Regions from separate parts of the Homo sapiens genome. Here region 2 is linked to region 1. The links are chromatin loops, found by intact Hi-C in ENCODE. Cell type or tissue: OCI-LY7. All regions are shown on one strand. Each heading gives the region's core, and the rest is flanking DNA. Links, peaks and the distances in the headings are about the cores only. Region 1 holds the start of LOC124904243 (a long non-coding RNA gene). Region 2 has its middle 97 kb from the start of NDUFV2.

Region 1 (15,253 bases), core at 2,376-10,375:
TTTTGCCATGTTGGCCAGGCTGGTCTCAAACTCTTGACCTCAGGTGATCCGCCCGCCTCGGCCTCCCGAAGTGCTGGGATTACAGGTGTGAGTCACCACACCCGGCCAGATCTATTTGAAATGATTTGAAGAGGCCAGGCGTGATGGCTCACACCTGTAATCCCATCACTTTGGGAGGCCGAGGCGGGTGGACCACCTGAGGTCAGGGGTTCGAGACCAGCCTGGCCAACATGTCGAAACCCTGTCTCTAGTAAAAATAGAAAAATTAGCTGGGCGTGGTGGTGTATGCCTGGAATCCCAGCTCCTTGGGAGGCTGAGGCAGGAGAATCGCTTGAACTTGGGAGATGGAGGGTGCAGTGAGCCCAGATCACACCATGGCACTCCAGCCTGGGTGACTGAGTGAGACCGTGTCTCAACAAATAAATTAATTAATTAATTAAATAAAAAATGATTTGAAGAACCTCTTTACTGTTTTCCACTGTATGGTCCCACTTACCGGAGATATCTAAAATAGTCAAACTCATGGAAGCCAGGAGTACAATGGTGATTGCTACTGGGGAAGGCTGGGGAAGGGGGAATGGGGAGTTGTTCAAGGGGATACAATTTCAGTTATTAAAGATGAATAAGTTCTAGAGATCTGCTGTGCAACATTGTGCCTATAGTTTACAACATTGTATTGTACACTTAACCTGTGAAGAGGATGGAGCTCATGTTACGTTTTTACCACTTTTTTTTTTTTAAAGATAATTAAGGAAGACTATGAACAAAAATAAAAAAAGAGAAAGATTAGACTAGAATCTAAAATGTCAGAAGGGGCTGGGCATGGTGGCTCATGCCTGTAATCCCAGCACTTTGAGAGGCTAAGGTGGGTGGATCACTTGAAATCAGCAGTTCGAGACCAACCTGGCCAACTTGCTGAAACCCTGTCTCTACTAAAAATACAAAAATTAGCTGGGTGTGGTAGTGCATGTCTGTAATTCAGCTACTAGGGAGGTTGAGGTGGGAGGATCACTTGAACCTAGGAGGCGGAGGCTGCAGTGAGACAAGATTGCACCACTGCACTCCAGCTGGGTGACAGAGTGAGACTCCGTCTCAAAAATAAATAAAATAAAATAAAATAGAACAAAATGTCAGAGTGCTTCTCACAGGTAGAGTAAGTGTTGCTCTGTGAAACTTCTGTTGCACACATGTGTATTTGTGTATACTGAGGCATGATGTAAAGGGCTTTTCTTTCTGTAGGTCAAGTTCAAAAATGTTTAGAAGCTTCTGTTCTATTGTTCTAAAAAATCAAACTAAAGCTAAAATCCTCCTTGTATTTCAAATGAATTAGGTTTTCTTGTATATAAACAGGTTTTTATATATAGAATGATATATTCTATATATATATTCTAGATATAGAATATATCATATATATATATTTCCTTTTTTTTTTTTTTTTTTGAGACAGAGTACTGCTCTCTCACCCAGGCTGGAGTGCAGTGGCACTATCTCAGTTCACTGAAGCTTCTGCCTCCCAGGTTTAAGTGATTCTCCTGCCTCAACCTCCTGAGTAGCTGGGACTACAGGTGCCCGCCACCACGCCTGGCTAATTTTTGTATTTTGAGTGTTGGTCAGGCTGGTCTCGAACTCCTGACCTCGGGTGATCCACCCGCCTCGGCCTCCCAAAGTGCTGGGATTACAGCGAGCCACCATGCCTGGCCAGTTTCTAAATATTTCTTTCCTTTCTTTTTTTTTTTTGAGATGGAGTTTTGCTCTTGTTGCCCAGGCTGGAGTGCAATGGTGTGATCTCAGCTCACTGCAACCTCCGCCTCCCAGGTTCAAGCAATTCTCCTGCCTCAGCCTCCTGAGTAGCTGGGATTACAGGCATGCATAACCACACCTGGCTAATTTTTGTATTTTTAGTAGAGACGGGGTTTCTCCATGTTGGTCAGGCTGGACTTGAACTCCCGACCTCAGGTGATCCACCCACCGTGGCCTCCCAAAGTGCTGGGATTACAGGTGTGAGCCACCGCGCCTGCCCATATTTCTTTAAAAGGCTGTTAAAATGCCCAAGGTAGTAAATGGGATGGAATTTGAGGCACATAAATGGGAACTCTATGCTCGCCAGTCCAGTCTATTCTTTTCTCTTTGATGCTGGGGTAACATATGACTGATCTCTGGAAGTTCCATCATGATGACGCAAAGCCATTCAAGCAAGACAATCCTAGTTTTGAATTTCAATGCAGAAACTTGCTAGCTGAGCTTCAGCATCCTAATCTGAAAATGAGAAGCCAATAGGTGATGTGCCCACCTCATGGTAGGTGCTCAACATAAGTAGCTATTAGAAATAGCACGAGTTGCCAGGTGCCACGGCTCATGCCTGTCATCTCAGCACTTTGGGAGGCTGAGGTGGGAGAATCACTTGAGCCCAGGAGTTTGACACCAGCCTGCACAACATAGGGAGACGCTGTCTCTACAAAAAATAAAAATTAGCCGGGCACAGTGGCTCACGCCTGTAGTCCCAGCTACTCAGGAGGCTGAGGTGGGACGTCAAGGCTGCAGTGACTGATGATTGCACCACTGCACTCCGGCCTGGGCCACAGAGTGAGATCCTGTCTCAAAAAAAAACAAACAGAAAGAAATAATATAAATCACTAATTCACAGATACCATTTAAATAGTTGCAGGAGCCTTCATTGCCCTAGATTTCTATATCTTAGAACTGTAAATATCCCTAAACAATTTAAAGCCTACAGCTGAGCCTGAACCCCAACAAGGACTTTTTTTGTTTTTGGGGCAGTCTGGCGAGACCCTTAACTCTATTCTCTTACTCTGTTTACAACTATGTTATTTATTACCAATCTCAGTGGAACTGCTTTCCTTCCTTGTGTAGAGCCTTACATATTTCACAGAGCACACGGGTCCCTGGTAATTTTCCTTCTCGAAGCAGGGCACCCTCCTGCTGCCCAAATATCAGGACAGTGTTCTGCGTGAGTGGGACGGGCCTGGAGAGGAGTGACGGCCTTCCCTTCCACGCGGTCTCTCTCCTCAGTCGTCCCTCTCTGCTTCCTCCTTCCTTCGCCCACCTGCTGCAGCTTATCCCAGAGGAAGTGGAACTGACAAACCATTGCTAAAAATACCCCCAGCTTGCCTCCTCAAGGGGGTGTCCCGTGAGGAAATGAGAAAATGAACGAGCAGTCTATAAGACCAACGAGGGCTACAGAAACACCAGAGGCTGTTTTTATGTTATGGATCCACTTCCAGTAACATTAGGGGCAGGGACTTGGTGAGGCAACCATGGCCTGCCCCTTACCAGCTGTGTGGCCTCAGGCAAATCATCAAACCTTTTGAAGCCTGGGTTAATTCATTTGTAAACTGGAAAATAATACCTACCATTCACAGCGTTCTTTAAGAATCAAAGCACACAGGCACTGTAGTGGAGACCTTGAAAACATCCTACCTACTATAAGTGATCCATAAATACCAATGGTTGAGTTTAAAAAATTTTTAAATTATTTTATTTATTTTTTTTAGGGAAGGTCTTGCTCTGTCCCTCAGGCTAGAGTGCTGTGGTGTGATCATAGTTCACTACAGCCTCGAACTCCTGCCTCAAGCCATCCCTCCGCCTCGGCCTCACAAAGCGCTAGGATTATAGGCACAAGTCACCGTGCCGGTCCCAAAGGTTGCTATACTCATATCTCCTCAGATTTTTTTGCCTTCGAAGGACCAGAAAAGTGGTGCTCAAGTTAAAGTTAAAAAGTTGAAGTTGGCCGGGTGTGGTGGCTCACGCCTGTAATCCCAGCACTTTGGGAGGCTGAGGTGGGTAGATCTCCTGAGGTCAGGAGTTTGGGACCAACCTAGCTAACATGGTGAAACCCTGTCTCTACTAAAAATACAAAAAATAGCCAGGTGTGGTGGCACACGCCTGTAATCTCAGCTACTCAGGAGGCTGAATCAGGATAATAGCTTGAACCCGGGAGGCGGAGGTTGCAGTGGGCTGAGATAGTGCCACCGTACTCCAGCCTGGGCAACAAGAACAAAACTCCATCTCAAAACAAAACAAAACAAAACAAAAAAAGTTAGTTTCCCTTAAGTTATAGTTAAAATGTTATGCCCTTTAACACCCGTGAGTTGTGGGGCAAATGGATGAAAGGCAAGAAATTTGGGGCAGAGGAGCCTTCTTGGTACAGACTCTCATATCACATCGTGTAAATTGCAGTGACATTGCACTGTATTGGGTGACTTTCCGTACTTGAAATTTGGCTTCACAGTGGCCAGTGTCACGATGAGCTCCATGATGGTCTAGTATTCCATTTTAAGTTAACAATGTTTTCAAAGCACAGAGGTTGCTTACCACTTTATGAGTCTCACTGGAATACTGTCTGCTCATCTGCTGGAAATCACCTTCTCCCTTAGTTTATGTCCTTCTGAGTCATAGAAGGCAGGCAGACCTCAGGTGCAAAAGGCATTGATGGTAAAGGTGTGGGAGGAGGAGGGACATAAGAGACTGGAGGAGAAAGGCAAGGCGTGGGAGAGACAGTGGAGAGCTGGAAGAGGAACTTTCTTATTGTGTTTTTAGGGGAAATGTTTCATCAAAGGCTGCTGTGCCTACCACTCCTAATGGATGAGATGATTTTAGGTGGTAAACAGTTGAACATATGAAATTTCAGAACAAAAAATGAAAAAAGATGAAAATAAAATAAATTTAAAAAAGAAATAAAATGTCAGGTCATGCGTGGTGGCTCACACCTGTAATCCCAGCACTTTGGGAGGCCGAGGCAGGTGGATTGCTTGAGTTGAGGAGTTTGAGACCGGTCTGGGCAAGGCGGCAAAACCATGAGAACAGATTGGGGTTGGGTTGGGCTCAGTTTCTGACATAATCGTTCAGGATTGGAAGGCATGTGAGGCAAAGGTCCTTAGGAGTAAACTTGTCTAATAAACGAGCTCTTTGCCCAGGTAAGCAAACTGCCTGCCCAAATACATTGATTTGCAGGAATTTTCTGAAGCAAATTGCCAAGTTACATATTGGCTTACAGTCTTATTTTCCTGGGCGAGTGTTTCCTGGAAAAAAAGCTGTGTCATATTGACATTGATGGACTCAGTGCTTATAATTATTTGTTTAGTTAATGTGTGTTTGAAAATATATAACTAGGCCGGGTAAGGTGGCTCACACCTGTAATCCCAGCACTTTGGGAGGCCAAGGTGGGCAGATCACCTGAGGTCTGGAGTTCCAAGACCAGCCTGGCCAACATGGTGAAACCTCGTCTCTACCAAAAATACAAAAATTATCCATGTGTGGTGGTGCACGCCTGTAATCCCAGCTACTTGGGAGACTGAGGCACAAGAATCACTTGAACCCAGGAGGCGGAGGTTTGCACTCCAGCCTAGGCAACAGAGTGAGACTCTGTCTCAAAAAAAAAAAAAAAAAAAGGAAAGAAAGAAAGAAAAGAAAATATATAACTAGTGACATTTTGAGGTGGATGATTCAAATAAAATAAAAAACTAAACAAAAAATAAAAAAAAAAGTAAATATATAACTAGCATATCCAACCACTGATCTTGAAGGTAATATTATTTAGGGCAACACTGAAGAATATTGGGTTTAAAGTTAAAAACTAAGTGATTTAAAGAAAAATACATTAAATAACTAATAGTACGGATGATACTTATTTATCTATGACAAAAATTGTGACCACTATAAATGAAAGACTGAAATGTGAAAAGCACGGCTCAACACTGTCAGAATATCTCGGTAGGGTCTAGGCTAGAGGACAGCCCTAGCACAGGGGAAGGTGTGTAACTCATAGGTGAATCATCAGAAAGAACCAGGGGAAGAGAGTGGGGTTGCAGAGCTGGTCACCTGATCTGGGAGGGACATGAACACCCACTGGGTTTGGTGTCATTTCTGTTGTGCAAATGAACTGAGAATTAGAAAAGTCCCCCTGGCTGGAAACAGAGTTTGTAGTGGACCTACTTGGGTCTAAAGCTTTCAAATAGGAAGTAACAGTTGGGTTGGAAGATCCCATGAAAGGCGGTTGGGTTCCCCAAGAGAGGCACCTGCCATCGCGGTCACCAGGCCCCACTGAGAACAGGCCAGGTGCCAACTGAACAGCATAGTGAAGAGGGGCTGAAATTCATTTAAGGTCAAGCCAGCCTATATGGCTTGGTGAGGAATATTTTGGACAAACTGAGAAGGACAGAAGGCAAAGGCAAGGGCAGCTTCTGGTTTTCTAGGAGTCTGAGCCAAAGAAACTTCCAGGGTGGAGCTGGTATAGGGAAAAGGTAACATCCAAATCAATGCAGGCCAAGGTTAGCTTGAATCCAAGAAGAGGAACCTTTGGGACCAGACAGGGTAGGGCCTTAGGTAGAAACCCCAGCAACCAGGGCAGAATTCTGAGCAACTGCTGTTCTCAGGTGGCTGCTGAGACCAAATAAAGCTTGGTCCTGAGTCAGCGGCTGATGTAGTAAAAAGGGAGCAAGCACGGATGTGGGTTCTGAAAGTTGCTAAGAATCTCACTACCGGGAATCACCTGGGGGCCTAAACCTTAGGTAGCTTTACCAGCATTCTATTCCAGCCAAATCCTAGAGTAAAACCTAGAGAATCCTGAAAGAAGACATTCTAAAAGTAACCGTAGGCCAGGCGCCATGGCTTATGCTCATAATCCCAACACTTAGGGAGGCCGAGGCGGGAGGGTTGCTTGAGCCCAGGAGTTCAAGGCTGCAGTGAGCCAGTGAGCTTGGGAGATAGAGCGATACCTTGTCTCAAAAAAAAAAAAAAAAAAAGTAATCCTAGCCCTAGTACCTTTCCTTCAAGACAAGGACAAAATATTGTTGATATTCTGCAAATCCACGATTTCTAGTGGTTCTTGTAACAGCTGCAGTGTTACTCACTGCCTTGTTAACTCCTTGTTAGCTCCCCCGACCAGTGTTGCACGTTGCACTGTGGCTGGAGCATGGCTGCATGGTCAGACTGTTTAGGTACACATGAATGTTCCATCATTCAGTACTCAGAGCACCTCAGACAAGTCACTTACCCTCACTGAGGCTGAGATTTTTGCATTTGTACCTACTTCGTGGAGGTACTGTGAAGTGGGAGTGACAGAATTTATGTAGAATGCTCAGCACATGGTGAGCACGTCATAAATATTAGCTGTTAGCTCTTACTTTATTTATTCATTTATTTATTTTAATCTTTTTTTTCTTTCTAGCTCTCATTTTAATAAAGCTTTAAGGGGATTTTTGATTTGGGATTTTTACTTCCCCTGGACCTGGAGGAAGAGAAAGGAAGGTCAATGAGAGCGTGATGACGGTGCAGAGGCACCTAGGCAAAGCTCTGTGGCCTTTGGGAAAAGACACTACTTGGCTCAGGGCATTAAATACATGTGTGACCTTAATTCTTCTGTCAAAACAACAACAACAAAATCCCCAAACTATGAAAAGCCACAGACTTCTAGGAATAGAAGACAAAAGGAGGAAGGAGGAGGAGGAGGAAGATACCAAGGGGAAAATGATGTGAAAAGCTGATTTTGTAGCCCTGAGCATATAGGAAAAGCCTCCATGGTGATGACTTCTTTGAATAAATGTTGCTTAAAGAAAAAGAAGGCACCAGAAAGAGCAGAAAACAACTGGGTGAATGAAAGAAGAATGTCATGCAGAGGAGAGGTATGTGCAAATGCAGATATTCCATGAAAAGCTATAGCTTTTTTTTTTTTTTTTTTCTTTAGGGAGTTTCACTCTTGTTGCCCAGGCTGGAGTGCCATGGCATGATCTCAGCTCACTGCAACCTCCACCTCCCAGGTTCAAGCGATTCTCCTGTGTCAGCCTCCTGAGTAGGTAGGATTACAGGCACCCACCACCATGACTGGCTAATTTTTGTATTTTTAGTAGAGACAGGGCTTCACCATGTTAGCCAGGCTGGTCCCAAACTCCTGACCTCAGGAGATCTACCCACCTCAGCCTCCCAAAAGTGCTGGGATTATAGGCGTGTGCCACCACACCTGGCTAATTTTGTCTTTTTAGTAGAGACAGCGTTTCATCATGTTGTTCAGGCTGGTCTCGAACTCCTGACCTCAGGTGATCCACCCACCTTGGGCTCCCAAGGTGCTGGGATTACAGGCGCGAGCCACCGCCTGTATAGATTTTATGTGAGTATAATTGTAATTTTGTGAAACATGTATCTACATTCATAATAATTAGAAGAAAATTTAGAATAATTAAAATAAATTGTTCGGTAAATATTTAAAGATACTTAATCACCTAAAAAGTATAAAACAGCCTATAATCCCAGCACTTTGGGAGGCCGAAGAAGGTGGATTGTTTGAGTTCAGGAGTTTGATACCTGCCTGGGCAACATGGCAAAACCGAATCCCTAGAAAAAAAAATACAGAAAATTAGTCAGGTGTGGTGGCGTGCCTGTGATCCCAGCTACTCAGGAAACTGAGGTGGGAGGATCGCTTGAGCCCAGGAGGTTGAGACTACAGTGAGCTGTGGTTGTGCCACTGCACTCCAGCCTGGGCAACAGAGCAAGACCCTGTCTCAAAAACAACAACAACAACAACAACTGTTTAAACAAAAAAAGACAAAACTGTGTTCCCATAGGAACGTTGTTTTTGTTGAGTCCCAGGCTATAACTTTTTTTACAATTTTATTTTATTTACTTATTTATTTAGGATACAGAGTTTTACTGTCAGAGGCTGGAGTGCAGTGGCACAATCTCAGCTCACAGCAACCTCTGCCTCCCGGGTTCAAGGAATTCTCCTGTCTCAGCCTTCCGAATAGCTGGAGTTACAGGCACCCGCCACTACGCCTGGCTAATTTTTGTGTTTTCAGTAGAGACAGGGTTTCACCATGTTTGCCAGGCTAGTCTTGAGCTGCCGACCTCAGGTTATCTGCCCATCTCGGCCTCCCAAAGTGCTGGGATTACAGGTGTGAGCCACAGCGCCTGGCCCGAGGCTATTATTTTTGATAAGAAAATGTTTTGTGATTTTGCATTTGCCTAGGAAGGCAATGACTGACACATCTGACACATTTATAATCACAAATTAAAACAAAAGCACCAGAACTCCCCAGGTCAGATAGGATGCTGGGTATGCCAAATTGGAGCATGCAGGATGTCAGACGACTTCTCTGAGGGCACTTATATTTCCTTATTTCTTTATTCGCATCTGGTTCTCCTTTGTTACTCTGTAATGCCCTATACTTCTCCAAATACAGCACTTACCCACTGTATTATAAGTACCTGTTGATTTGTCTCTCTCTCCCCCTTGAACTGCAATTGAAAAAAGTAAATGATAAATATGAGTAGAATTAATGAATTCAACAACAATTTATTAGATACCTAGTGTATGACAGACAGCTTTTAGGCATTGGGGTTTGGAGCACAGTGGCAAATAGAATCCCTGACTTCATGGAGTTTTTATTGTAGTCAGAGGAAACAGATCATAACAAGGAAATAGACATCTTCACTACCTCAGATAGTGATAAGTGCTATGGATAAAAATAACACAGGGGGCTGGGCATGGTGGCTCACGCCTGTAATCCCAGCACTTTGGGAGGCCTAGGTGGGAAGATTACTTGAGCTCAGGAGTTCGAGACCAGCCTGGGCAACATGGCGAAACCCCATCTCTACTAAAAATACAAAAATTAGCCAGGCACGGTGGTGGGCGCTTGTAATCCCAGCTACTAAGAAGCCTGAGGTGGGAGAATCGCTTGAACCCGGGAGGTGGAGGTTGTAGTGAGCCAAGATTGCATCATTGTACTCCAGCCTGGGCGACAGAGTGAGACTCTGTCTCAAAACAAACAAACAAATAAAGCAATGGGGAATGCTGGGGTAGGGGAGCCCTGAAGAAGCAGCAGGAATAAGCCCCGTGGACAGCTGGTGGAGGGGGCATCCGGGCGGAGGGAGGGGTTGTGCATATGCCAAGGGCCAGGCATGGGCATTTGTGTTCCAGGTATTGGGGGGTGGGGCATGGGGAGGCCGTGAGAGGACAGTAATCAGATCAAAGAGATGTAGGACCTTGCACGTCACTACAAGGAGTTAGCTTTCTTCTCTTCTTCCTCCTCCTCCTCCTCCTCCTCCTTCTTCTTTCTTTGGCTAAAGCTGTCCTCCCCTCAGCCTCTTGAGTAGCTGGGACTACAAGTGTTCACCACCACACCTGGCTGGCCTTCTATTCTGAATGAGTTAGGAGTCAATGGGAGGTTTTGAGTAGGAAGAGATATGATGTGGTTTTCCATTTGGAAAGGACCCTGTGGCTGCTGAATTGAGAATGGTGTGAGAAAGTAAAGACTGAAGCAGAAAAACAGTTTGGAGGCTACTGCAACAATCCAGGCAAGAAGTGATGGTGGCTTCATCATGGAGGAAGGGAGCCACTCAGGTTCTGGATAGCCTGGGAGGTTGAGCAAGCCATGAAATGGGAGAGAAAAAGAGGAATCAAGCCTGATTCCGAGACTGCTGGCAGGAGCGCCTGGAAGGATGATGGTTACCTTCTCTATGGAGGGGAAGGTATGGGAGAAGACAGCATGGTGTGTGAAGAAGTCCAGAAGTTTGGTTTTGGACATATTAAGTTTCAGTTGCTTAGTAGATATATCTTTCTTATTTATGTTGAATTCTCCATCCAACTTAGAGGGTAGACAGGGTTTCTTTTTCAGTATTACAATCTAACAGGAACTGAGAACTTACAGAACAGACCAGTAGGAACTGAAACAGTAGAAGGGTTGGGGAAGAGGGTTTTGAGTGTTTTTGTTTAAATATAAGGAGACAAATTTACATCCCACAATCCGTTTTCCTTCAGCAACTAGTAGTACTTTTCTCGCAGTCTTTAACAGCTAGCCAGGGCCACTAGCTCTCAGTGTTGTACTCCCTTGGACTAGGTAATTCTGAAGGAAAGATCAGAATAATGAGAAGTATGTGGGTCCTATTGGGAAAGGCAGCCCACCATGGACCCTGAAGGTCCCTGCCTGTTCTTGCTGAGTGTGCTGGATTTTTTTTTTTTTTTTTTTTTGAGACGGAGTCTCACTCACTCTGTCGCTCAGGCTGGAGTGCAGTGGCGTGATCTCAACTCACTGCAACCTCCGTTTTCTGGGTTCAAGCTATTCTCTTGCCTCAGCCTCCCGAGTAGCTGGGATTACAGGCATCCACCACCACGCCTGACTAATTTTTGTATTTTTAGTGGAGACATGTTGGCCAGGCTAGTTTTGAAACCCTGACCTCAGGTGATCCGCCCTCGTTGGCCTCCCAAAGTGCTGGCATTACAGGTGTGAGCCACTGCGTCCAGCCGAGTGTACTGGATTTTAAGACTGATCTGTCTCCTGATACTGAATGGTTTCTCTGGTTAGTCACACAGGCAATTAAGCAGGTCAAAGTGGAGAAAGACTGGCTTATTTGCTGCTTGCTCAAGGGCTGGGCCCTTAGCCCTGGGTTCCTCTCCTGTAATGCAACCCACTGCATGCGCAGGTATCATCTAGGACTATCATGTCATCCCTGTGTTGTGTATGGGGAAGGGAACTAGTGCAAATATGCTCATGTTGTTTGCTGTGCTGTGCTGTTAGTAATAAAATCCTTTGTCTCTGACCCAAGAGTCTTATGTCTTCTGCCAGCATCAATGAAACAGTTAACAGTGTAAGTTGGAGAAAGTTCCAGAGCTTTTACAGTTCTTGACAGGCCTCATCTCTCTCAAAGGAGTCTAAAGCTCCATCTGGGATTAAGGGGTAGCTTGGGGTGAAACATGATGGGGATCTGGCCAGATGCCCCAGGTCCAGCTAGGAAGGAATCCATTTTCTCTTGGGGACTTTGGTACTGAATGAAATATTTGGAGATGGGAGCAAAATGAAGGAAACAGATTATATGAAGTTTAAGGGATTAGGCTAATTTCCAATTTGTTGATACTCCTTGATTCAACATATAGTGGTAAACATGAGTCCTTTTGTAATCCCTTAGGCTTAAGTAGAAGATGGGGACAGGTGGAAAGTGCATTTTTAGAGTAAAGGTAGCAGATAATGATTGCTGAAACAAAAGAAATCCAAGTCCACTTTTGCCTAGGGAGGGACAGTTGGCCAGGCCACAAAAAAAAAAAAAAAAAAAAAAAAAAGAAAGAAAGAAAGAAAGAAAAAGAGCAGGGCCTGAATTTTTACAAAGAAAATCAGTTCGCCATTTCCTTTTAAGAAATTTTAGCCTGGCTAGACCACTGGTGTGCTGACTCTCCTCATTCACATTAATTACTATGGAGACCACCTCCCTTCTGTGTGGTGCTGATGCCCAGTGAGGGACCATCCAGCAGATGCCTATGGAAGTGCTGGGGGAAGTACAAGGCCTAGAAGAGTTTATTTATTGTCTATGGGAACACCAGAAGGAGATATCATTTCAGTAAGCATCACCTTTTAAAAATGGACAGTACTGGCTGGGCGCGGTGGCTCAGGCCTGTAATCCCAGCACTTTGGGAGGCCGAGGCGGGTGGATCACGAGGTCAGGAGATCGAGACCATCCTGGCTAAAACCGTGAAACCCTGTATCTACTAAAAACACACACACACACACACACACACACACACACACACACACACACACACTCACAAATTAGCCGGGCTTGGTGGTGGGTGCCTGTGGTCCCAGCTACTCAGCAGGCTGAGGCAGGAGAATGGCGCGAACCCGGGAGGCGGAGCTTGCAGTGAGCGGAGATCGCACCACTGCACTCCAGCCTGGGTGGCTGAGCAAGACTCCGTCTCAAAAAAAGAAAAAAAAAAGGACAGTTCTAATTTAGAAACGTGCTAAATACCTGAAGATCTGCAAATTTATTATTATTATCATTATCATTATTATTATTATTTTGAGACAGAGTCTTGCTCTGTTGCCCAGGCTGGAGTGCAGTGGTGCAATCTCGGCTCACTGCAACTTCTGCCTCCCAGGTTCAAGGGATTCTCCTGCCTCAGCCTCCCGAGTAGCTGAGATCACAGGCACGTGCCATCACACCTGGCTAATTTTTGTATTTTTAGCAGAGATAGGGTTTCACTGTCTTGGTCAGGCTGGTCTCGAACTCCTCAGCTCAAGCAATCTGCTCGCCTCGGCCTCCCAAAGTGCTGGGATTACAGGTGTGAGCCACCACACCTGGCCCCAAATTTATTGTTTATACTATATGCGGTGTAATCCTTCTTCCTTCTATTGGAGCCCATCTTTTTTGAGTTGATATCAATGATGAAAAAGGGAGAGAGTGCATGATGGCGCTTGTCTGGAACCATTGACACAAAAAGCACACGGATTAATCAATACTGCAGCAATAGGCTTGAGTGAGATACAGGGAAATCTCATTTTCCCACCAGTGATTTCATCAGTGGTTTATCCTGTGGCCCCTCTAGCTTCTTCAGCCCTCTGGCTTGCCAAGTCTGTTCCTAGAGGGATGAGGAGAGGGTTAGTTTGACACACTGTGACAAATGTTACATAAGTACCTGATGTTGATAGACATACTCTGTCTTTCCCTTGCCCCCTTAAGAAAGTAGAAGGGTCCCTGTGGCTCATGCCTGTAATCCCAGCACTTTGGGATGCTGAGGTGAGAAGATCACTTACGCCTGGGAGTTTGAGACCTGGGCAACAAAGTAAGATCCCATCTGCGGAAAAAAAAAAAAATTAGCCTGGCCTGGCATGGTGGTGCACGCCTGTGGTCCCAGCTCCTTGAGAGGCTGAAGTGGGAGGATTGCTTGAGACAGGAGGTTGAGGCTGCAGTAAGCCCTGATCATGCCACTGTACTCCAGCCTGGGTAACAGAGCAAGAACCTGTCTCAAAAAGAAAGTAGGAAATACTTAATTCCAATATTTTTTATCCCTTTGAACTACACTGCCATCCCCAATAGGAAAAGATAAGAAAATGGAAAGATGATGAAATTGAAAGATGCCAGAAGCCATTTTGATAAGAAGTAGGAAGCTCTGTACTTCTATACATATATAATACTCTTATTTCACAGAGTGTATTGGCTGAATTTTTAAAAATCTTTATCTTCCCCCATACAAAATAGCCTGTCTTATTTTAATGTGCAAAATTTCTTATTACTCCTCTTACTCACTGTTCCAAGCATTTCTATAAAAGGACAAACATGATATCTCAAACTGAAGTCTACATCACTGACTTCCAAATTAGATTCTCATTATTTCTATCCTCTTCTGCTCTCATGTCTTACAACAAAAAATGCATTAATTGCAGACAGTCTCTGAATCAGGCTCCTGCAATAGGGTTGGTGAATTAATGGAAGTTTCCGCATCATTTAAAAAACGAAGAGCACTAGTACAAATTCATTGTTTCTACAGCAGGGATTTTTGTGGGTAATCATTATCTGCCTGAGTCCAAAGACAGAGATATAATTACATTCTTCTCCGGGGAATGGTCTGTTGAGAAAAACACTTCCAGCTTTGTTGCTGAGAAGCAGCATTAGGGCTGGAAAAAAAAAAGAAAGAAAGAAATACCGATTATCATGTGTTCTGGAAGGGAGGGACTGATGGTCTGAGAAGGAGGCATGTACACTGCAGGTTTTTGAGTAGAGAAATGTTTCCTCTAGGTCCTGAGCTTTTTCTATGCATTCCAGACCATCCCTAGGTTGTGATACTGGGTAACCAAACAGGCCTATTTTTCAGGGTACCCGAACAGCCACGTATCAGCTCTCCAACTATAGGGTTGTCACTGTGCTGTCCACTACAGGACATAGGAACTTCCCACATCAGCCATGTGTTGTTTCCCATACAATGGGTGGGTTTGGTAGCTTGGTGAATGACAGTCCAATGACCAGAACCAAAGAGGATTGTTAACAAGGGGATTTTCTTACTTGCAACAGATAAGAACACCTGGTCCCAAAGCAGTACCTCCCGGGACTGGGAGCTGGATCTAGTTTTTATAAGCAAAGGGTAATGAGGCATGATCTCACTGGATCCTGCCATGGGGTGACGCCACAGCTAGATCTGATTGGATCCTGGATCCTGCCATGGGGTAACGCCACAGCTAGATTTGATTGGATCCTGGATCCTGCCATGGGGTGACGCCACAGCTAGATCTGATTGGATCCTGGATCCTGCCATGTGGTGTCCACTTCTTAATCCAGTCCCCTGCCCTCAGCCTGAGCACTTAGGTTCCCCCTGTGATTCTTGGTTCATCTGGGCATGCCCAGGTCACGTGACCCAAGGGTCCAGGGCAACTGAAAAACAACCCACAACTTTGTTACATAAAAGATGAATCAGATGGGTCTGGTGCTATAATGTGACTATGGAACCTGAAATATGGCTACTTTGAATTGGAATGTGTTG
Region 2 (15,253 bases), core at 2,447-10,446, 60 kb after region 1:
TATGTATTTTTTTTTTTGTAGAGACAGGTTTTGCCATGTTTCCCACTCTGGTCTTGAATTTCTCAGTTCAAGCAATTTACTTGCCTCAGCCTCCCAAAGTGCTAAGATTACAGGCGTGAGCCGCTGTGCCTGGCCATTTTTCATGATTTTACACATGAGGAAACTGAGGCCCAGAAATGTTAATCTGGCAAGTGTGTGATCGTAGCCAAGATCAGAAAAGGCAGGTCTTCTGATCTGAATTCAAGTAGTGTGAGTTACACTAAATCAACTTTTCTCTTGATAAAACAGCTAAAAGCTCAGTCACTTACCCTGGATCATTCATATCATCTCTATAGTGTCATCTCCCTACTTAAAGGCCATCTTAGCAATCATTATGTCAGATTGTCAAGATTCCCTAGTTTTCACTCATTCATTCATTCCTTCATTCCTTTATTCACTTCATATGTGCTATGGTTTGGATACGGTTTGTTTGGCCCCACCAAATCTCATGTTGAAATTTAATCCCCAGTGGAGGTGGGGCCTGGTGGAAGGTGTTTGGATTGTGGGGGAGGATCCCTCATGGATGGGTTGGTGCCTGTCTGGTGGGAGTGAGCGAGCTCTCACTCTTAATTCCCAAGATAATCGGTTGTTGAAAAGAGCCTGGCACCTTCTCCTCTCTGTCTGTCTGTCTCTCTTTCTCTCGCTTCTTCTCTCACCATGTCGTCTGTACATGCCAGCTTGCCTTTGCCTTCCACCATGTGTGGAAGCAGCCTGAAGCCTCACTAGAAGCAGATGCTGGCACTATGTTTTCTGTACAGCCTGCAGGACCATGAGACAAATAAACCTCTTTTCTTTATGAATTACCCAGCTTCAGGTATTTTTTTAAATAGCAACACAAATGGACTAAGACAAGTATTTACTGAATTTCTGCTACTATGTGCCAGACTCTGTTCTCTAGATAAGTAAATAAATATGATTTTCATTGCTTTTATGACAGAAATAATGTGGAAATCATGTAGGCAATTCTTCTTAGCCAATGAGAGAAAGAATAGACTCATAAGATTACAGTGGAAGTACTCCATCGGTGGTCCCGTTTCCATCAGTTTTCTAGGTTGGAGAGAGGCAGAAGACATGAATTTTCTGGAAATGTTATAGAGACAGAGGCAATAGACAGAGACAGGACAGGAAGCTTAATGAGGGTCTTAAAAAAACCAGAACAGGCCAGGTGCGGTGGCTCACGCCTGTAATCCCAGCACTTTGGGAGGCTGAGGCGGGCGGATCATGAGGTCAGGAGTTTGAGACCAGCTTGACCAACGTGGTGAAACCCTGTCTCTACTAAAAATACAAAAATTAGCCAGGCGTGGTGGTGTGTGCCTGTAATCCCAGCTACTCAGGAGGCTGAGGCAGAATTGCTTGAACCTAGGAGGTGGAGGTTGCAGTGAGCCGAGATTGCGCCACTGCACTCCAGCCTGGGCAACAGAGTGAGACTCTGTCTCAAAAAAAACACAAAAAACAAAAAACAAAACACAAAACAAAACAAAACAAAACCCAACCTAGGACAGAATGACACAGCGTGTACAAAAAGGAACTGATATGCCAACTGTTGATCCAGTCTTTCCCCTGGATCAATAATTGGTGCTTTTGTATCCCTGCCCCACCCCCTGACTGCCATCTCCTATAATCTGTGAACCTGGTCCTGTCCTGCCTCTGCTTTGATCCCTCTGTCTGCTGTAGCCTTTAGGAAAAGCCTGGACAAAATCCAGACTCCCTAGAATGGCACACAAGGTCTTTTATAATCTGACCATTCTCTACTTCTCCATTGCATCTCTTGCTCCCCCATCACGGCCTTCTTCATTCCCTCCATCTGGCACGTGTCATTTCTCCCAACATGCAATGTTTCTTGCTCCTGTGACACCCTCTGGAAGCTCCAACACCCACTCCCACCACAGCCCTGCCTTCCCAGCTGTATGTGCGTGTTTATGCATTTGTCACACTCGATGGGGAGTTCCTCACAGGTAGCTAACTCTCCTTCGGTCCCCATAGCACAGTGGTTTTCAATCTGTGCTCCCAGGAGCTGAGGGAGGGGCTTTCTCTCCCGCTATCCTCCCCCTGCCATCTCCCTCACTTCACCTCAATGGGCTCCACCTTTATCATTTGTATATTGAAATTCAGTGTAATATTTCATTTTTTAAAAAGAGTCCCCTGATTCAAAAATATAAATTTAAAAATCATTTGGCCCCTAGCAGGCACTCAATAAACATCTGTCACTTATGAGGTTGGCTTAGGTTAGTGTGGACAGAACACGGGGGCAGCCTTGGGTGGTTTGTGGAGGGCGCATCTACTGGAGGCGAGGCAGGGTTGTCCACTTTTCTTCACTGCAAGCCATGTGGAGCTTACAACGAGTGCAGAGAAATTTTACTTCTGGGGACTCTTCTTTTTTAAACGTGCTATGACTTTCTTTCTTTAATAAATATCCTTTGGCTCAAAGTTGAGGACAGAGATCAGGAGGCAACTCTTCAGCACCAATAGGGAAAGAGTAGACATAAAAATACCGTGATGGAGGAATCTCAATGTGTTCCCAGGAGTTCTGGAAGTACAAGGTAGCCCCCCTCCCTCCCTCCCCACCAAATGAGGGGATTTTGGAATCAGTTAGGTGAGCGTTAGCTCTCAGGTTGGGAGTATCTGTTCAATTCTTGGATCTGTAATTATTCCTGGGTCCAGAAGAAAAAAGATACAAAGTAGTCAAAATAAAATAGACTCTTAATGGATCCATGACTGTTAATAGCCAGGGTGACTCTGTGATTTTTCCATGCCAGAGACCTGTTCCATCAAGTCCGTGTTAAACGCAGGAAGAAAGACAGTATTAACTTCGAAACCCTGGGACACGAAACTACCTCAATTTATAAGTTGAAAAAATGTATTTATCTCTCTTTCTTATGTCAAAAAGAACTTAAGGTGGCTTACTGAGATCCAAGAGTACAGCGAGGAGGAATAAAATTAAAGTGGAAGAGAAAAGGAAAGGAAAAACAAGAATGAAGATATTAAATGAAGCTTGCAGTTAATTTTAAAAAGTGCACAGATAGGCCATAATGCTGATACTTCATTTTTCTTTCTCTGCTAGACGAGAGAAACCTGATAAATTTGCACAGGGACAGATGCTCAGGGGAAAGGAAAGAGCTCTGCCTTGCACTTGTACAGAAAGGAAACAAGGCAGCAGAGGCAAGACCAATGGAGAGTACGGCAGCAAGACAGAAAGGGGCAGAAGGCGACAGAACATGCACGCTGGGGACATGGAAATTTCTAGAAAGAAGGCGCAAGCAGGCACGATTTCGGCCAATCCTAGTTGGTCTGCTGTGGTAGTGGGATGACTTACTGGATATGAAAGATTGGAGGAAAAGACACCAAAATGGTCTTGTCTGACCTCAATACCACCCTATATTTTTATTTTACTGTATGGTTTATAGAATGTTTCACACATATTCTTATTACAGACTTGATTTTTCACATTTAAGTAGCCAACACTACAAAATATTGTCAAGCCTTTTTTTTTTTTTTTTTTTTTTTTTTTGGCTGGGCAGCTTTATTGTAGGCATGCATATTATTTGTAATAAGGTTCATGAATTATTGAAGGGTAGGGGGGTGCAGTGTGGTCTCTTAGAAAAGGCATTGTTTTGGAGTCTGAAGAACCTGGATTTAAAATTTAGCTCTTCAACTTGATAGATGAGTATGAGTGACTTTAATTTATCTAGAAAATGAAGATGTAACCCACATATCTCTTATCCAGGATATGCTTCATAAATGCTAGCTATTGCTGAAAATGGTTTATAATATCCCCATTACTTACTTTTTTTTTTTTAGACAGAGTTTCACTCTTGTTGCCCAGGTTGGAGTGCAATGGCACGATCTCGGCTCACTGCAACCTCTGCCTCCCAGGTTCAAGCGATTCTCCTGCCTTAGCCTCTTGACTAGCTGGGATTACAGGCGTGCGCTATCACACCAGCTAATTTTTTGTATTTTCTTAGTAGAGACAGGGTTTCGCCTTGTTGGTCAGGCTGGTCTTGAACACCTGACCTCAGGTGATCTGCCCACTTTGGTCTCTCAAAGTGCTGGGATTACAGGCATGAGCCACCATGCCCCGCCCCCCGTTACTTCTTTTTAGGACCCAAGGTTGGGGACCATTAGTCTATGTGCAGTCGTGCCTTGTTATCTGTGGGGGACTGGTTCCAGGAACTGTTGGTATAATGCCTACGTGACATAGCTGAATTTCTCCTTTGCTCTAACTCTGCTTATCTTTAAGAAACAGGACACCGGCGATAAAAAGTTCCCTTTGTAACCAGACCAGCTGAGACCAGTTACAAAGCCTACCCCAGGTATCCGACCAGATGACTTCAAAAAGACCTCAGGCTTCATTATAATCTAATTTCCATGCTAAATGACACTTCCACCAGTGTCATGACGGTTGCCAGTCCCCGTGACAATGACCAGAAGGAGCCATAAAAGGACAAAAACAAGGGAGCCCCTCATTCCAAGAAGTGTACCGCCCAGTTCCAGAAAAGACATGGATATTCCTCCTCTTGCTTTTAATGTCCAGCCATCATTAAGGAAACCCTATATGATAACCCCCTCACCCCTCACTAATTGAGAAGTTGATTTGTGAGCCAAGCTCCCGCTTCTCAATTCCATGGCCATCGAATAAAGCCTGCACCACTTGACACTCACTTTCGGTGTTGTGTATTGGTTTCACTGCACCAAACAGGGAAAGACCCCATTTTTGTGGGGGACCAGCTCTGTTGGTAACAGAACCCCCACCGTGAATATCAAAATCTGAGAATCTGAGGATGCTCAAGTCCCTGATATAAAGTAGTATAGCATTTACATGGAACCTATGCACACCTTCCATGCACTTTAAATTATCTTTGGATGACTTATAATACCTAGCATAATGTAAAGGCTTTGTAGAGAGTTGTTGTACTTTATTGTTTAGGCGATAATGATGAGCACAAAACGCCTGCATGTGTTCAGTACAGACACAACCAACAAGTTTTTTTTTTTTTTTAAATACTTTCAGTCTATGGTTGGTGGAATCCACAAATGGGGACCCCACCGGCATGGAGGGCTGACTGTATTTCCTCCTGTACAGACAAGCTACTTCTAGCTGGTGGAGAGGAAATTATTCACTCATAGTGATGTGGTCTAATTTAGTTCTCAAGTTTTTTGACCATGACCTACAATAGGAAATGCATTTACGTTGCTACCCTGTACACACATACTTACCTATAACTGAAAAGAAAAAGTCCTGAAACAGAGTTTTTTTCCATTCTTTTTGTTTGTTTGTTGTTTTTTTTTATTATACTTTAAGTTCTAGGGTACAAGTGCACAATGTGCAGGTTAGTTGCATATGTATACATGTGCCATGCTGGTGTGCTGCACCCATTAACTTGTCATTTACATTAGGTATTTCTCCTAATGCTACCCTTCCCCCTTCCCCCACCCCATGACAGTCCCTGGTGTGTGATGTTCCCCACCCTGTGTCCAAGTGTTCTCATTGTTCAATTCCCACCTATGAGTGAGAACATGGTGGTGTTTGGTTTTCTGTCCTTGCGATAGTTTGCCCAGAATGATGGTTTCCAGCTTCATCCATGTCCCTACAAAGGACATGAACTCATCCTTTTTTATGGCTGCATAGTATTCCATGGTGTATATGTGCCACATTTTCTTAATCCAGTCTATCATTGATGGACATTTGGGTTGGTTCCAAGTCTTTGCTATTGTGAATAGTGCTGCAATAAACGTACGTGTGCATGTGTCTTTATACCAGCATGATTTATAATCCTTTGGGTATATACCCAGTAATGAGATGTCTGGGTCAAATGGTATTTCTAGTTCTAGATCCTTGAGGAATCGCCACACTGTCTTCCACAATGGTTGAACTAGTTTATAGTCCCACGAACAGTGTAAAAGCATTTCTGGCCAGGCACGGTGGCTCACGCCTGTAATTCCAGCACTTTGGGAGGCCAAGGCGGGCAGATCACGAGGTCAGGAGATCGAGACCGTCCTGGCTAACACAGTGAAACCCTGTCTCTACTAAAAATACAAAAAATTAGCCAGATGTGGTTGCAGGTGCCTGTAGTCCCAGCTACTGAGAAGGCTGAGGCAGGAGAATGGCTTGAACCTGGGAGCCGGAGCTTGCAGTGAGCCAAGATCTGCACCACTGCGCTCCAGCCTGGGCGACAGAGTGAGACTCCATCTCAAAAAAAAAAAAAAAAAAAAAAAAAAAAAAAGCGTTGCTATTTCTCCACATCCTCTCCAGCACCTGTTGTTTCCTGACTTTTTAATGATCGCCATTCTAACAGGTGTGAGATGGTATCTCATTGTGGTTTTGATTTGCATTTCTCTGATGGCCAGTGATGATGAGCATTTTTTCATGTGTCTTTTGGCTGCATAAATGTCTTCTTTTGAGAAGTGTCTATTCATATCATTTGCCCACTTTTTGACGGGGTTGTTTGATTTTTTCTTGTAAATTTGTTTAAGTTCTTTGTAGATTCTGGCTGGATATTAGCCCTTTGTCAGATGGGTAGATTGTAAAAATTTTCTCCCATTCTGTAGGTTGCCTGTTCACTCTGATAATAGTTTCTTTTGTGGTGCAGAAGCTCTTTTTTTTTTTTTTTCCATTCTATTTAATGAAAAATGGCTGGTCAAGACTCACTAAATTAATTTCATGACCTACTAGTGGATCTCAGTCTACAGCTTGAAAAATACCTGGTCTAAGCCAGGTGCAGTGGTGTGTGCCTGTAATCCCAGCTGCTACTGGGAGGCTAAGGTGGGAGGATTGCTTGAACCCAGGAGTTTGAGGCTATAGTGCACCATAATCACTCCTGTGAGTAGCCACTGCACTCTAGCCTGGGCAACACAGTGAGAACCCATCTCTGAAAATAAATAATTAATAAATAAAAATTTTAAATAAATTAAACTGAAAACAAAAAGAAACAAAAAACCCACTGATCTAAATAGCCTTGTTCTGTAAATATGTGTGGTGTATATGGATTTAGTTCCATCACAACTTTCAGACCAAGAGTTAATGAGTTATTTCATTTTTAAAAATCAAAGTAAATTAACCCCCAAGTGCCCACTCTCTAGAGATTATTTAAAAAAATATTGGTCAGCATTGTGGTTCTTTCCTGTCACCTTCTTGGGGTCCTGCACCAGTCACAGGGTCTCATGCAACCTGGAATTTTGGGGATGGCCTTTAGTTCTTGGATCTGATTTCTTTTCTTTTTAAGAGACAGGGCCTCCCTCTGTTGCCCATGCTGGAGTGCAGTGGCATGGTCATAGCCCACTGCAGCCTTGAACTCCTGGGTTCAAACAGTCCTCCCACTTCAGCCTCCTGAGCAGCTGGGACTCCATGCCATCATGCCTGGTTAATTTTTAGATTCTGTTGTAGAGACGGGGGTCTCACTATGTTGTCCAGGCTGGTCTTGAGCTCCTGCCCTCAAGCAATCCTCCTGCCTCAGCCTCCCAAAGCTCTAGGATTATAGGTGTGTGCCTGGATGGATCTGGTTTATTGTGGGTTTTAAGAGATAGAGGACAACACTACTCCCATAACAAGCTGGCCCAGACAGGCTTGCTGAGGTGGGACCCAGACCCAGGACACAGCCCCCTAGGTGTAGCATGCAGGCCAGTCCCTGAGATACTGCCCCCACATGGGGTCTGCAGTGCAGCAGGTCCCTCCTTTCCTGGGATTCACTCCTTACTCCCTTCCAGAAATAGGAGAATTTTCTTCTAAGCTACTCTTATTTGCCAAGCAAGTGTGAGAGCATCTTCCCTATCCGGACTATGACTCACTGCTTCTTATCTCTGTCCTGCAGCCCTGGAAGCCCCAGGTCTCCTGGGATCCAATCCTTATATGCCTTGAATGCCCATAGCCAGGGAATAGATGGTTCATGGGCCCATTGTTCCACCTGAATGTGCCATGGAAAGCACAGTCAGCACCCCTGGCTGCTCTCCATAACCAGAGTGGAGAAAAAGGGATCACTGGCGGGCATGGTGGCTCATGCCTGTAATCCCAGCACTTTGGGAGGCTGAGGCAGGCGGATCACTTGAGGTCAGGAGTTCGAGACAAGCCTGGACAACATGGTGAAACCCTGTCTCTATTAAGAAAAATTACAAAAATTAGCCAGGCATGGTGGTGCGTGCCTGTAATCCCAGCTACTCTAGAGACTGAGGCAGGAGAATTGCTTGAATCCAGGAGGTGGAAATTGCAGTGAGCCAAGATGGTGCCACTGCACTCCAGCCTGGGTGACAGAGTGAGACTCTGTCTCAAAAAAAAGAGATCACTGAATGGAGTCACATTCGACCTCACTGCAGAGAACATGCAAATTTTCCTCCATCCATGTGGAATTAACTATGTTTAGTTTTGATCTCATGTGCTTGACAAAAAGCAAAAAGCAATGCTGCTTTCTAAGGCGTGAGCTTAAGGAGTAAATAGATGTAGTGATTTTTCCCCCATCTCTGTATTTATATTTTTAAGGGAGTTGAGAATGAAAAAATTTTCCTTCAACCCTTTCCTCTGTTCTCCAGATCTCTCTTGCCCACTGCTTATACCTAAGAGGCCCATTCTGGAGGTGTGCACGGGAGCATGATGGCAGTACCACCTTCCCCAGAATCCACAAGGGGTTTTGGGATGCATAGACCAATATACAAAATATGTACTCATGTGAGAATTGGGAGCTTACTGATTGGCCACCAGGTTGCCCTAGGCCTAAGCTACAGATAACGTAAAATCAAGATAGACTTGGATGGTGAAAATGGTGACAATGAAGTGTTTAGCTTTCTATGCCTTCTGTACTTTATATTTATAGTTTATAAAGTGGGAATTTCTTGCCCTAATTCTTCTTTTTTTCTTTCTTTCTCTCTGTTTTTTTTTTTTTTTTTTTTTTTTTTTTGAGAAAGAATCTTGCTCTGTTGCCCAGGCTGGAGTGCAGTGGCGTAAGCTTGGCTCACTGCAACCTCTGCCTCTTGGGTTCAAGTGATTCTCCTGCCTCAGCCTCCAGAGTAGTTGGAATTACAGGCATGTGCCACCATGCCTGTCTAATTTTTGTAGTTTTAATAGAGATGGTGGTCTCACCATGTTGGCCAGGCTGGTCTTGAACTCCTGACCTCAAGTGATCCACCCGCCTTGGCCCAGAGTGCTGGGATTATAGGCATGAGCTTCTCTTTTCTTTATATGAATTCTATTATTGCAATCATTTATGCCTTTATCTAAATTAATATACCGGGAAAATTCTACTAAAGTTATGTTCTTTTATGCTTTTATAATGATGCCTTGTGTATATCTTTATTGATGTAATTATAATACAATTGTGTTAAATCTATCAATCAATGAGCGGGTATGTGCCAACTTAATTTCATAATCAAATTGCTTAAAACCAATAATAATAACAATAAATCTTATAAGCAGAGAGAGGTAAAAGGCATATTACATACATAATAATAAAGACAATAATGACAGGCAACTAGTTTTTCATCCGTAAAAACTACAAGCCAGAGTTGGAGCACCATCTAACGGATTTTGTAAATGGAATTTGAGAGTCTCTGTATTTTAGTAGACAAATATAATCCATTTACATTTATATTGCTTACTGATATGTTGAGTTTTTTTGCTATCATTTATTCTGGGTTTCTCATTTACCATGTTTCCCCACAACCCCTCCCTGACTTTCATTGACTTGATTGGGTTTTTCATTATTTTCCTTTACCTACCTGTATTAGTCTGTTCTCACACTGCTAATAAAGACATACCTGAGTCTGGGTTATTTATAAAGGAAAGAGGTTTAATGGACTCACAGTTCCACATGGCTTCTGGAGGACCTCACAATCATGGCAGAAGACCAAGGTAGAGCAAAGGGATGTTTTACACGGTGGCAGGCAAAGAGAGCTTGTGCAGGGGAACTCCCCTTTATAAAACCATCAGATCTCCTGAGACTTATTCACTACCATGAGAACAGCATGGGAAAGACCCGCCCCCATGATCCAGTTACCTCCCACTTGGTCCTTCCCATGACACAGGAATTATGGCAACTACAATTCACGATGAGATTTGGTTGAGGACACAGCCAAACCATATCACTGCCCACATTATCAAATTAACAAATTATCTATTTGATGTTCTCAATTTTTAACACAGATATTTACTTAGATTTTAAGGTCACTTAATATTTCCGTTCTTCACCTTAACAATAGAAAGACCTTAGAATTCTTCAAAATCGACCTTCTATCTCCTGTGTTATCATTTTCTGGTACTTTAATTCTTGTTTTTACCCCTGACCGTCACCTCATTTTTCAGTACTATTATTATTTATAGCAAACACTCATTTAGATTTACCAGTGTATTTACCACATGCTTCTTGTATACCACTCAAATTAATTCTTCCTATAGTATATTTTAAATCAGTTGTTTCAGGTAAGTCGGAATAGTAAACTTGCTTGTCTGAAAACACTTTTATTTTGCTTTCACTCTTGAATGACAGTGTAATTGGGTCTAGAATTCTAGAGAGACAGTTATTGTTTTTCTCAGAACTTTGAAATATTATTTCACTGTTGTTTGATTTCTGTTGTTGAAAAGTCTTCTCTAGTATAATTGCCATTCTTTGAAAAATAACCTGGTAGTTTTTAAGGCTTTTTTTTGTTTGTTTTTGTTGATTTGCTCTTTCATTACAATGTGTTTAGATGTGATTTTGTTTTTATTTTTCTTGCTCAGGTCCTGATAGGTTTCTTTAATCTGAAGACAATTTCCTTCTCCCATTCAGGAAAATTTTCAGGCTTTACATTTATCTCCCTCGCGCTCTCTTTTTTTTCCCTCAACCTCCTGGGCTCAAGTGATCCTCCTACCTCAGCCACTCTAGTAGCTGGTTCTACAAGCACGTGTCACCATGCCTGGCTAATTTAAAAAAAAATTTTAGTAAAGGTAAAGTCTTGCTGTGTTGTCCAGACTGTTCTCAAACTCCCAGTCTCAAACAGTCCTCCTGCCTTGGCCTTCAAAGTGTGGGATTATAGGCATGAGATGCCGCACCCAGCCAAGCCTGTACATATAAAACCCTTCCTTGCCCCTTCTAGGTTCTTCTGGTGTTTCCTTTTGTAATTGTTAATATCCATATTTTGGTATTTCTCATTCTATCTTTCATGTATCTTTGCCTTTCTTTGGTATTTTCATCTAGATGCTACAGACTCTTTTTTAGATTTGTATTTCAATTCACTAAGTTTCTATTCAGCTGGGTCTAGTATACTGTTTTCCCATTCATTGCATTTTTAATTTCAGTAACTGTATTTTTTATTTTCACAATTTATATTCAATTTTCTTTAAAAAACATATTCCTTTCTCATATTACTCTGTACTTATAATTTCTATACCTTCTTTCATGTCTAAATATTTTAAAGAAACATTTTATAATATGTTTTAGCTTATTCTATTACCTGTAGTTTTGGGGAGTGCAAATTTCCCTGTTCATTATTCCTTGTGACTTTCCCTTTCTTCGTGAAGTCTAGAAATTTTTCTTGTGAATTTACCTTCAGTGAGGGTACCTAGGCTGCCATGTATTCTAGGATGTCTTAGTTTGCTAGGGCTGTTATAACAAAATACCATGGAATGGTGGCTTAAGCAAAAGACATTTCTTTTCCTTTTTTTGGAAGAGTCTCACTTTGTCACCCAGGCTGAGTGCAGTGGCGTGATCATAGCTCACTGCAACCTCGAACTCCAGGGCTCAAGTGATTTTCCCACCTCAGCCTACCCAGTAGCTGAAACTACAGGCACACACCACCCCACCTAGCTAATTATTTGTATTTTTAGTAGAGACGGGGTTTCGCCATGTTGTCCAGGCTGGTCTGGAACTCCTGAGCTCAAGTGATCTGCCTGCCTTGTCCTCCCAAAGTGCTGGGATTACAGGTGTAATTATAATTAATAAAAGACGTTTATTTTCTCACAGTTATGGAGGATTGGAAGCCCAAGATCAAGGTGCTTGGTTGCTTTCTCCTGAGGCCTCTGTCCTTGGCTTGCAGAGGGCTGCCTTTTTGCTACGTGTTTACATGGCTTTTCTTCTGTGTGCGTACATCCCTGGTATTTCTTCCCTTATAAGGACACCAGTCATTATGATCTCATTTAACCTGAATTTCCTTCATAAAAGCCCTGCCTCTAAATACAGTCATCTTGGGGGTTAAGGCTTCAACATATGAAGTTTGAGGGGACACAAATCAGTTCATAACAGGGGTAAAGAAATATCTCTATAGGACAGTTTTGCATGTGCCTCTGCTGTGTTTCTAGTGGTTTCACCCATTCCAGAAGAATTTTATATTAATTTCTGATCTTGGGGGTTTTCTCACCATACCCAACTTATAAATTCAGATCTCACACCTCCATTTTGATTTATGGCGGGTGGCTCTTTTTTCCAGGGACCAGAGTAGACAGCAATCTTCTCGTTCTTCCTCAGGCAAGTGGGAAGAGTTTTTCAACTCATAGGTTCATGAAAGGAATGGAATCTGAGACTCAACGTTATGCAAGAGCCTCCCTTCCCATGGCCCTGAGCCTAACTCTCCTGTCTCAGTCCACGTGTTAAAACTCCAACTCCCAGCCAGTAAGACCTTCATCTGGGGATGGTCCCCTGTGGGCCATGCTGCTGCAGCTCTTAATTGCCTCTCTGGCTTTGCTCTCTTTTTTATTTTGGATCCGTTTCCTAAAACTTGTAAGCTGGGCTCTGCATTTCAATCTATTTTTAGGGGGTTCTATTTTATCTTGAATGTTTATGTGTTTAGAGAAAGATGGTGTGAGAGGGCAGTAAATCTCTTTCATGTCTATATAATTCACTATATTAACCAAAATTCATGCTGGAAAGCTTGTCTGTCTTCAGTGGTCCCAGGCAGCGGCGGACAGCAGTCTTTCAGTGTCAAAGCTCATGTCCTCTATGGGACATCCCACTATTTTCCTGCTTCCTGAGAGACATCTTTAAATCTTAGTTTATACAGCAGAAATTATTGCTGGATGCACAATTAGGTTCTTCATGGCTATAATGTTACTTTCTATCCCCTAGTCCTCCTTGGAGGATTTATCAGGTTCTTTTCTGCTCTTGCCTTCCCTGGATAAATGTTTTTTTTTTTTTTTTACATCAATTATCTTAAAACGACAAACTCAACAAAAATAACTGGCACCAGGGGAAAAAATTTTGTTTTCTCTATGGCCATTAAAATGTGGCTGGTCATGTTCCTGGGGAAAAAAAGCGTGAAAAAGACACCAAAACCTGGGCGTCCTGCCTGAGATGTTTTTGTAGGTCAGAGTCCTGAAATCTTTAGGTTAAGCATAGCTCCAGTGGGCACGGCAACAGTCACTGCTAGCAAGACTCCTCAAGCTCACATTTCCTTTCTTTTCCACTAGATTCTCAGGGAGGCCTCCCGGGAGCTCTATGCTGACAGCACCAATGAGCTGATCGTGATGGAAAAGCAGCCCCCGATGGGGTTCGCATAATAGAGACTTCACAATGCATAAAGCAATAACAATAATTACAAAATGGGGGAAAATGCAAAGAGCTAATGGATTTTTGAGCTCTATTTTTTTTTTTTTCCTTGAGACGGAGTTTCGCTCTTGTTGCCCAGGCTGGAGTGCAATGGCGCGATCTTGGCTCACGGCAACCTCCGCCCCCCGGGTTCAAGCGATTCTCCTGCCTCAGCCTCCCGAGTAGCTGGGACTTATAGGCATGCACCACCATGCCCGGCTAATTTTATATTTTTAGTAGAGATGAGGTTTCGCCATGTTGGCCAGGCTACTCTCAAACTCCTGACCTCAAGTGATCCACCTGCCTCGGCTTCCCAAAGTGCTGGGACTACAGGCATGAGTCACCGCATCTGGCCTCTCTATTTTCAACAATACAGGTAGAATTATGTTTTTAGAAATTTGATTCTGTGCAATTTAAAGGTCTCCTGCTGATTTCAACATTTGGGGTTTCCTGTAGTTGTTCTGTCTAATCAATTCCTTCTGAAGAAAAAAAATAAAAGATGACATTTCCCCCTCTGCAAATTACTTAACCTGGAAAGGTTTCCCTTAGAAGCTAAGAAATGTTCTATTACTTAATTACTTACCATGACAAACATCCTTTCCTTCAAATGGAAATCTATTGGACAATAACTGCTTTAAAGGCATCCTAATCGTAGCTAAAAGTGACAAAAATGCTGCAGATGAACTTAAATATGAACATAGACTGTGCTTTTATGACATTCTGGATGCTTAAGTTTTATTCTTAGGTCAGCTGTTTGCACAAAAGAACTGGAGAGAGTGAGTGTTCCCCATTGTCCTGAATCTCTAAATTGACCTGTGCTGTTCCACCACCCTGCCACAGAATGACGATAAGATTAATGAGTGCTTTTGATGACAAGGATAGATGGCAAAAGTCCTAGCTCTATCTCAGATCTCCTGTGTTACCTTACTTACCCTCTCCAAGTTTATTTGCTTGTCTGTAAAGAGTCTGACAAAAAAATATGAGGCAACCACATTCCAATCCAAAGCGCTAATGGTAGAAAAAAAAAAATCAGCACCAAACAAGATTAAAGAGGCAGAATTCACTGGGGGCTGAAAGCACCCAACGTCAACAGAGGCAGAGGAGCCATCCCAGTGGATTAGTGGCTGTGAGGTTTAGGGGGCTAGTCACTAATCCGGGATTCTAGAAACTAGGGCTGCAACTAAAAGATAATACATGTTTTGCTCTATACTAGTTAAAATGCTTTTAAGCAGCACAAATATAGAGGCATCTGCAAAATGAGGGCATCCAACCATCTGTTACCATTCCTGATCACCTGAACACAACCTTCCTCTCAGCTCCCTTGAAGCTAGGCAGTCCTGCAGGCTGCAAAAAGAGGAAAGGCTGGGGGAAAGAAGAGATCAAAGAAGAGATGGTTTCTAGAGTGGTCTGGATACATTTGTGCACATACAATAAATATTTTTGGTAACTTCTGTATGAGACAAATTAATACTGTGCTTCATTTTCCTGGAAGAAGGAGGACAAATATGGTATTGGTCTGGATATACTTTATCTACCTTTACCCAAATGTCACTTACTCCTTTATTGATCTACTCATCTATCCATTCAATCAATATTTATTGAACACATTATATGCCATGTTCCATTCTAGGTGCTGGGGAGGCAGATACAGATGTAAAAGATACTCAAATAAAATGCTGTGAAGAAAAAAAAACAAGATAAAGGGGATAGTAAGTGACAGGGGAGATATCGCAGGGTAA

What was found. Hi-C counts contacts between places; a loop is a spot of excess contacts. Peaks named below come from ENCODE experiments on the same cell type or tissue, not always from the same donor. Only the 100,000 strongest peaks of a DNase experiment are listed, where the experiment ranks them.
Region 2: it touches region 1 in a loop (7-fold over the local background); 14 of 110 quality-filtered maps call a loop at or near these places.

Annotation. Positions count from the first base shown.
Region 1 is chr18:9,057,725-9,072,977 of GRCh38, reverse strand. LOC124904243 (a long non-coding RNA gene) reads left to right here and starts at 7,187. Exons shown (of 2, transcript XR_007066278.1): 1 at 7,187-7,640; 2 at 10,220-11,547. RefSeq lists an enhancer at 6,107-6,326. In OCI-LY7, for the core only: no CTCF peak of the experiment used is centred there; DNase peaks (open chromatin) are centred at 3,137, 5,957, 6,407 and 7,007; H3K4me3 peaks cover 1,901 bases; H3K27ac peaks cover 7,939 bases.
Region 2 is chr18:8,998,230-9,013,482 of GRCh38, reverse strand. No RefSeq gene overlaps it. Among named protein-coding and RNA genes, the nearest start is that of NDUFV2, 97 kb to the left of the region's middle. In OCI-LY7, for the core only: no CTCF peak of the experiment used is centred there; DNase peaks (open chromatin) are centred at 5,142 and 6,172; H3K4me3 peaks cover 286 bases; H3K27ac peaks cover 2,887 bases.